2 separate regions of the Mus musculus genome follow, and region 1 is linked to region 2. The links are chromatin loops, found by intact Hi-C in ENCODE. Cell type or tissue: left cerebral cortex. All regions are shown on one strand. Links, peaks and the distances in the headings refer to the core of each region. The heading gives the core; the rest is flanking DNA.

What was found. A loop is a pair of places that touch in the nucleus more often than their neighbours do. Peaks named below come from ENCODE experiments on the same cell type or tissue, not always from the same donor. Only the 100,000 strongest peaks of a DNase experiment are listed, where the experiment ranks them.
Region 1: it touches region 2 in a loop (2.0-fold over the local background); 2 of 42 quality-filtered maps call a loop at or near these places.

What each region holds. Positions count from the first base shown.
Region 1 is chr15:26,801,539-26,804,038 of GRCm38, reverse strand. All of the region lies in intron 1 of Fbxl7 (F-box and leucine-rich repeat protein 7), which reads left to right. Among named protein-coding and RNA genes, the nearest start is that of Fbxl7, 93 kb to the left of the region's middle. In left cerebral cortex, for the core only: no CTCF peak of the experiment used is centred there; no DNase peak of the experiment used is centred there.
Region 2 is chr15:26,894,506-26,898,991 of GRCm38, reverse strand. Fbxl7 (F-box and leucine-rich repeat protein 7) reads left to right here and starts at 3,428. Exons shown (of 4, transcript NM_176959.3): 1 at 3,428-3,979. The coding sequence starts at 3,943. In left cerebral cortex, for the core only: a CTCF peak has its summit at 3,470; DNase peaks (open chromatin) are centred at 3,383 and 4,012; H3K4me3 peaks cover 1,717 bases; H3K27ac peaks cover 362 bases.

The sequences.
Region 1 (2,500 bases), core at 1-2,500, 93 kb after region 2:
CTCAAAATTTCTGCTTACAAACCTTTGTGCTGATAACCCGGGTCTGTGACATGGCATCCCAGCTGCTGTTGACAAAGATGCCAGGATGGGTCTCTGTTACACACTCTCAATATTCTTGGTCACGGTAGAGCTGATGGTTCTTCCTCCTGCAGATGCTTCTCTGTCCAGGTGTGTACAATGCTGGACATTTGCCCAGTCTTTCCCATGTAAAACCCTACCTGTCGGGAGGATGACTAAGTCTCTCTTGTTTTTATCTCCAAATATTTAGAGACTGGTAATCATCAGCAATAATTTCTTTCCAAGAGCTCTATGCTACAGTGTTGTTAACAGCAGCAGTGCCTGTGATCCCAGGACATGTAAGAAGATAGGAATGCAGTGTAGTGAGAAAATATACATAACAACACACTGGTGTATCCCCAAGTGTTCTGTAAAAGGTCAGCTGTGGTGTTTTGATTTTTTTTTTTTTACAATAGTAAGTGCCAAAATGACTGTAAGTGGTACCAACATTCCAAGTGAGGAAGGGTTTCTAAAACCAAAGTGGGTTTATTTTGAGAGAGTTGAAGGTGAGATGGAGTTTTGTTTATAAAAACCACTATTATAGCATAACAAGATTTCAATCAGAAATGTGAGGCAGTGCTGTACATGTTGAGTTGTGGGAATTTCAAGAATTGACTGGCTGATACACAAGGTTGAAAGAACAGCCCAGAGATCAGGCCTGAATTCGTCAATCTAATTATTAAGATTACAAATCTTAAGGGTAAAGTCCTGTGTTTGAGTTAAACTACCTCCAATTGCCTGAATTCGTCAATCTAATTATTAAGATTACAAATCTTAAGGGTAAAGTCCTGTGTTTGAGTTAAACTACCTCCAATTTTAATTGTGCGGTAATATATGTCTGTGCTCCGCTGCAGTCTGAGGGCTGGGGGAAGAGATCACACAGGAAAGCACCTGCCTCTGAAGTGTGAGGACCAGAGTTTTGATTTACAGAACCCAACTGAAAAGCTGAGTGTGATGTATCTGCCAGCCCAGCATCTGGGACGCTGAGACAAAACCCAGCCAGCTACCATAGCCAAATCAAGTCTCTGATTCAAAGCATCAGGTATGGAGAGATTGAGCAAAACACCCAACTTCAACTCTAACGACCAGGAACATGTGCATATACATCCAAAGTAACACACACACACACACACACACACACACACACACACACACACACACATTCACAGACCCCCACACACACACATTCACAGACACACAGATACACACACACACACACTCACAGACACACACACATTCACAGACACACACACACATTCACAGACACACAGATAAACACACACACACACACACACACACACTCACCAATCAATCAACCAGTCAATCAACCAATAAGTAAATAAACAGAATTCAAGTTCTGGAAGAACATTGCCAGGTGACATTGGCTGTGGGCTAGCCATTAAAGTCATGCATTGCCTGAGGCAATTAAAGGAAAACCCAACCACTCTTGGACTGCATAATACTAGCTAAGTAGTAACCCTGAGTCGGAGAATTAAGCCTCCTCCAGTATAGCAGCTGGAGGACAAAGCTGTCACCTGAGCTCTGCTACAGGTACAATGGTAAGAATAAAGGGTGACAACAGGGGGAAGCCTTAAAAGCTGAAGGGAGGTGACACTGTCAATACTTTAGCTTCTCTAGGAAAGACAGCGAGGTAGAAACCCAGTCCCTGTCTGCTGAGGTTTGGCAAAGCTAAGAGGTTACAAAACCTGCTGAGTAGTAGCCATGGCCTGTTGTCAGAGTTGAAGGGAAACCTCAGCTCTAATTCTCTCATGTGGCAAAATGAGAATATGTTGGCCGGGAATCATCAGATGGATTGATTAATTAGAGTAGAGATTAAAATAAAGCCCTCTTGTCTGTAAGAATTTTTCTGTGTTTACAGGAGGCAGTAAGATAATTCATACCAGAATTGGCCTGAGGTTTGTTTTGGGAAAAACAATTTAAAAAATCATTTTAAGAAATGTCACTGGGCTGGAGGGATGGCTCGGCCATTAAAGGCTAGGCTCACAACCAAAAATATAAGAAATGTCATCAAAAAACTGCATGGTAGAATTCATTTTTGAATGATACAGAGTCTGGATATCTATCTTATCTTCAGCAGACAGGTAATGATTGAGAACTCAGCTACTACTGCCAGCTGTGCACCACTTTCTACTTCTGACTGTGATGTCATTGCCTTAACAATTCACTGATTGTTCTGACTTAGTTCATTACCTTCAGAATCCAGTACTTCCTATATGTCCATCAACGGGAACCAACCCTCTAACATATGAATCTGTAGGAGACATTCTTTAAAAAAGATGTCTTTCTTTATGTATGTGAGGCATAGCAGTACATTGTAGTGGGCATTGGATCCCATTACAAATGGTTGTGAGCCACGATGTGGTTGCTGGGAATTGAACTCAGGACTTTTGGAAGAGCAGTCAGTGCTCCTAACTGCTGAGCC
Region 2 (4,486 bases), core at 1,987-4,486:
GACCTGGAAGCCAAGGACCAGAGGAAGAAAGGAGGCAAACTGTTGAGCACCCGAGAATAGCAGCTGCCTTAACATGGCTCTGACAGCCTATCACCAGTGTCAAGTTCATATTAACCTCAAGCTCTATGGCTTAGGGCATACAAGAACCAACTATGTTAACTATCAAGCTGGCGTCTAACTTCAATAAGACAAATAACACATACTCCTAGAAAAGAAGACATTTGTATTAATAAGAGATTTAATATGTTTATCAAAGTAGCCCAACAAACACTGAGTCTCCAAAAACAAACACTGAAAACAATAAAAAACAGAAATGAAAATAAAAATAGCAAATGATAGCCTGAATGTTTATCTTTTTTTGTATCAGGCTCACTCAGGACAATGTAAATAGGTGCTAGTTAATGCTGCCTATAAGTGTATGAGATAGGACCACTCACAAGAGCATGGGTTGTCTTCCTGGGTTCACATCACAAGAGAAAACTGTCTCTTCATCTCTCAGCAACTATCGGTTGCTAAAGGGTGCTCAGGTAGGGGTGGGAATTCATGAACCTCTTCGGTTGATGTTGGCTTGATCTTGTGAAGGTCTTATGCATGCAGTCACAGCAGCGGGGGTCATGTGTGCAGTGGCCCTATCATGTCTGGCAAACAGTGGTTTTTGCTGAAGATGTTTTGTTCTGCCACCATTGGCTCTTTCTGTCTTTCTGTCTGTATTGTGGCTACCCTGAACCCTGTGGGAAGGAGGTATGATTTAGATGTCCCATTTAGAGCTGAGCCCTCTACCATGTCTTATTCTCTGTATACTGACCACTTGTGGGTCTCTGTACTAGTTGCCATCTCATATACAAAGGAGCTTTTCTGACAAGAGTTGAGAGATGCACTACTATGGGTGTAAATGCTAAGAACTTAGGGGTGATTTAATACTATGTCTATTTAGCAGAAAAATAGTATTTGGTTCCCCTCTAGGGCCTATGACCTATGACCTAACCAGTCTGTTTTTGGTTCCATTGGCAGCAGGAGGTACTCATTCCATCCTGTGGAGCGAGCTTTCTCACTCCATTTCATGGTGACATAGACTGTTCCCTTAAACTCATGTTTCAGTGGGTTGGCACCTTAAAGGGGCATAGACAGAGAAGATGGAATACTGTATAGGCCACTGCTATTTCTTTCCTTGGCTTTCATCCATTCTGCAAGTGATGGATGAGCGATTCCTTGTGTTAGGAGCTAGGCTGGGAAGTCAAGTATGTTGGTGAAATACATATTAGTTCTCAAGAGGCTTGTAAATTGGTGATGAAAATTTGGGGGTTGGTAAGTATGCAAAAAACAAATTTTGGGCCTGCATAAAATCATTTATGCAACATTTTAATTTTGAAAAGTAGTGTGTATACTCAAATATGAATACACCTTGATGTTTAACAAGAATACTAATTTTCTTTCTTTTGATTACTGTTCTCAAACGTTCATGACGAGTAGGCCAACAAATATTTGTGTCAACTTCTATTTTTTTGAGTGATGTTAAGCATTTTTTTTTCCTATTTTGTTTTACAACATGCTTGTCCCAGGCAGCTTTACTTGAATAGTAAAGATCTTGGTAGATGGGCAGATCAAAAGACCAGGTCATTGACTCTGTGTTGAGTAATGGCCAAGTCAAGGCAACCCCTGGACTGGTAGGACGGAAGCTGGGTAGTCTGGAGCTCTCCTCTGAGGACTCTGGGTGGCTGAACTTTTTGAGCCTTGGTTTTGTTTTTCATCATTTCCATACTTTGTAAACCACAAAGAGGGACAGAGAGCATAAGCATAACAAACTGAAAATGCCACACCAAGCCTGAGATGAGCCTCACTTGCTTTCCTGAGTTAGTGCTGTCTATCCTCAGCTAAGCTGCCAAAAGGGTAAAATTCGCACAGTTTCTTAAATGGAGACATGAAACCTCCTGAACCAAGGGCTGTAGATTATCTCGGTGGGTAGACAGTGTTTGCCCTGCATGAATGAAGTCCTGGGTTTGTTCTTTTGCACCATATAAACCCAGGTAGGAGACAGATGCCTGCAACCCTAGCAATTTTGAGGGGGAGTGGAGGCAGATTGCTCAGATTTTCAAAGTCACCCCAAGGACCAGGCAGAATCCATCTTGTGCAGGAAGACAGCCCTGCTGTCTACTCATTTTTAGATTGATTTTGTGTTTTCTAGCAGAATCTTGTAGGGAGCCCATCATAAATTAATTTTAATTTTAATGTTTTTAATTTTATCTCATTAGACAAGTGTTTAGGAATTACACATTACTGTTTAGATATTTTAAAAGACATTAAAACATTCTTTTATGGCTTTGGAGTAGAAGACAAAAAAGGTTCCCAACACAATAATTATTCTGTTCTATCTTTGAACGTTTACACGTTTACTTAAGAATATGGTATCTGCATGGTTAAGGATAGATTTTAAACTTTGAAACATAATGTTTTATCTTTAATGAAGAGCATTGTAGGAACTCATCTAAGGAGAATTTACAAGAAGTCAAATCATCTCATAAGAAGCCATTGTTTACTAACTCCTGGGTTTCTATTCAAGAATTATGTATATATAAAGATAAACATATCACTAAGCTTTAATTTAATTTACAACATCTGTAAGGAGAAACTGCTGCGTGTTCGTTTCACCACCAAAAAAATCTGCGTGAACAACGTTCTGATCTTCAGTGAGACTTTCTAGGCACTTACATAGAAATGGAGTAGGACATTAAGATTCTCTATCTTTTTTTTTTCCCTATTTAATGGAAGGAACACCAAAGGGCGATTTAAAGGAGGAGGGGGCTTTGCAAACGCCACGTAAATCTCCAAACGAAGTAGTAAGTTACTAAATAAAAGATGGCATCAACTACAAGAAGAAAAATAAATAAATAAATGAGGAGGGAAAAAAAAGTCGTGTCTCGGAAGCTTTCAAAACTTCAGAGCCAGGAAACCTCCTTCTCAGGGCGGGGAATGTCTTTGCTCTCCAGAGACCACTCCCTTGCTAAGTTCCTCTCAAGTTTTCCTTACCCCTCCTCCATTCCTCGCGTTAGCCCCGAAACCCAAGGAGCCGCTGGAGATTGCCAGCACAGGTACCAGAAATGTGCCAGAACCGGACACTGACTGCATGTTTCTAGTAAACGTCACAAATGGGCCATTTTTTTTGTAGACAACTCCAGGGGAATTCGAAGAACGTCTTGAAGCCCACAGTCCACAGAAAACACAGCGCGCAGCACGGTCCTTCACGCCGGAGGGTTCGCGAGTGGCACGGAGAGCCAGAGCCCTGGCGGGGACCAGGAGCCGGAGCCCGGAAAAGGCGTGCTGCCCCTTTAAAAGGCCGCGCATCTCCGGGCCGGCCTTCCTCCCGGGGGCTCCAGCTGTGATTGACGCTGGGCGGCGAGAGGAGGCGCCTGGCGCTAACAAAAGTCCGGCCCGCAGGCGAGCAGCGCCGGGCCACAAGTCTCTGCTCACTCGGGGCACCGCAACAAGTGGCCGCCGCGCCCTCCCCGGGGAAGCCGCGGACGCACGGGGGCGCAGGGCGGAGGCGGAGGCCGAGGAGCCGGACAGCCTGGGGCAGGCGCGGCTCGGCTCGCACGGCTGGGGACCGCGGAGGCGCATGGGGACCCCACGGCGGTGGAGCGGCGAGTCTAGGGGCGGCACCCGGGCGCGGGCTGTGCTTCGCGCTGCTCCCACTCGCCCGGAGCGCGGAATCTGAGAGCTCCGGTGGTTGCTCTGGAGCTGGCTCGCCACCCTCGGGGGTGCCAGGAGCGGACCTAGTCCCACCCCTCCGGTCGCAGAGCACTGCGGACCCCCAAGCCCAAATCGGCCCTTGGAAGGGGCATGTGCAGCTAAGGGTCCGGTCCTGCCCGCTTTCCTCTGCCCCGCCGCCTGGGAGGTGCGCCCCAGCTATGCAGTGTCCAGGGAGGAGGCGGGCATGACGGCGACAGGATGGGCGCGAACAATGGCAAACAGTACGGCAGTGAGGGTGAGTGGGCCGAACGTACCCCCTCCCCCGACTCCCGGATCGCGCCCCCTCCCTTTCCTCTCGCACACAGCTCAGGCGCACCCTACTTTGGTGACGTCGGGGTAGCCGGCTTCCCTTTGGGCTCTGCTTGATCCAGTCTCTGGTACCTGGACGTGCCTTTCCACCACTGGGGTCTCTTAAGCAATTTTCCAGGTTGTCTTTAGGACTGCTCAAGTTGCATTTCTGCTGTGTTTCTGAACACGTGTGCCCCAGCTTTTCCTTCTCTGCGCACCTTGGTCTAGGTGATGGTTTGGCAGAGAATTGAAGCAGTCAAAACTTTCCCAGGCCTTTTTGTGCTTTAGTCCTCTGGACTTCCTCCTATCAGGAAAAAAACTTCGGGAAGAAGTTAAGCTTCCATTCTTTGCTAACTGCCCTGGTCTGACAGGTCTGTGAAACTAACCACCTATGGGTCCCGCGAGGCATGGAGTGGCTGGGAGCTTTGTCTGGGCTCTCTCGAGGCTCAAGACA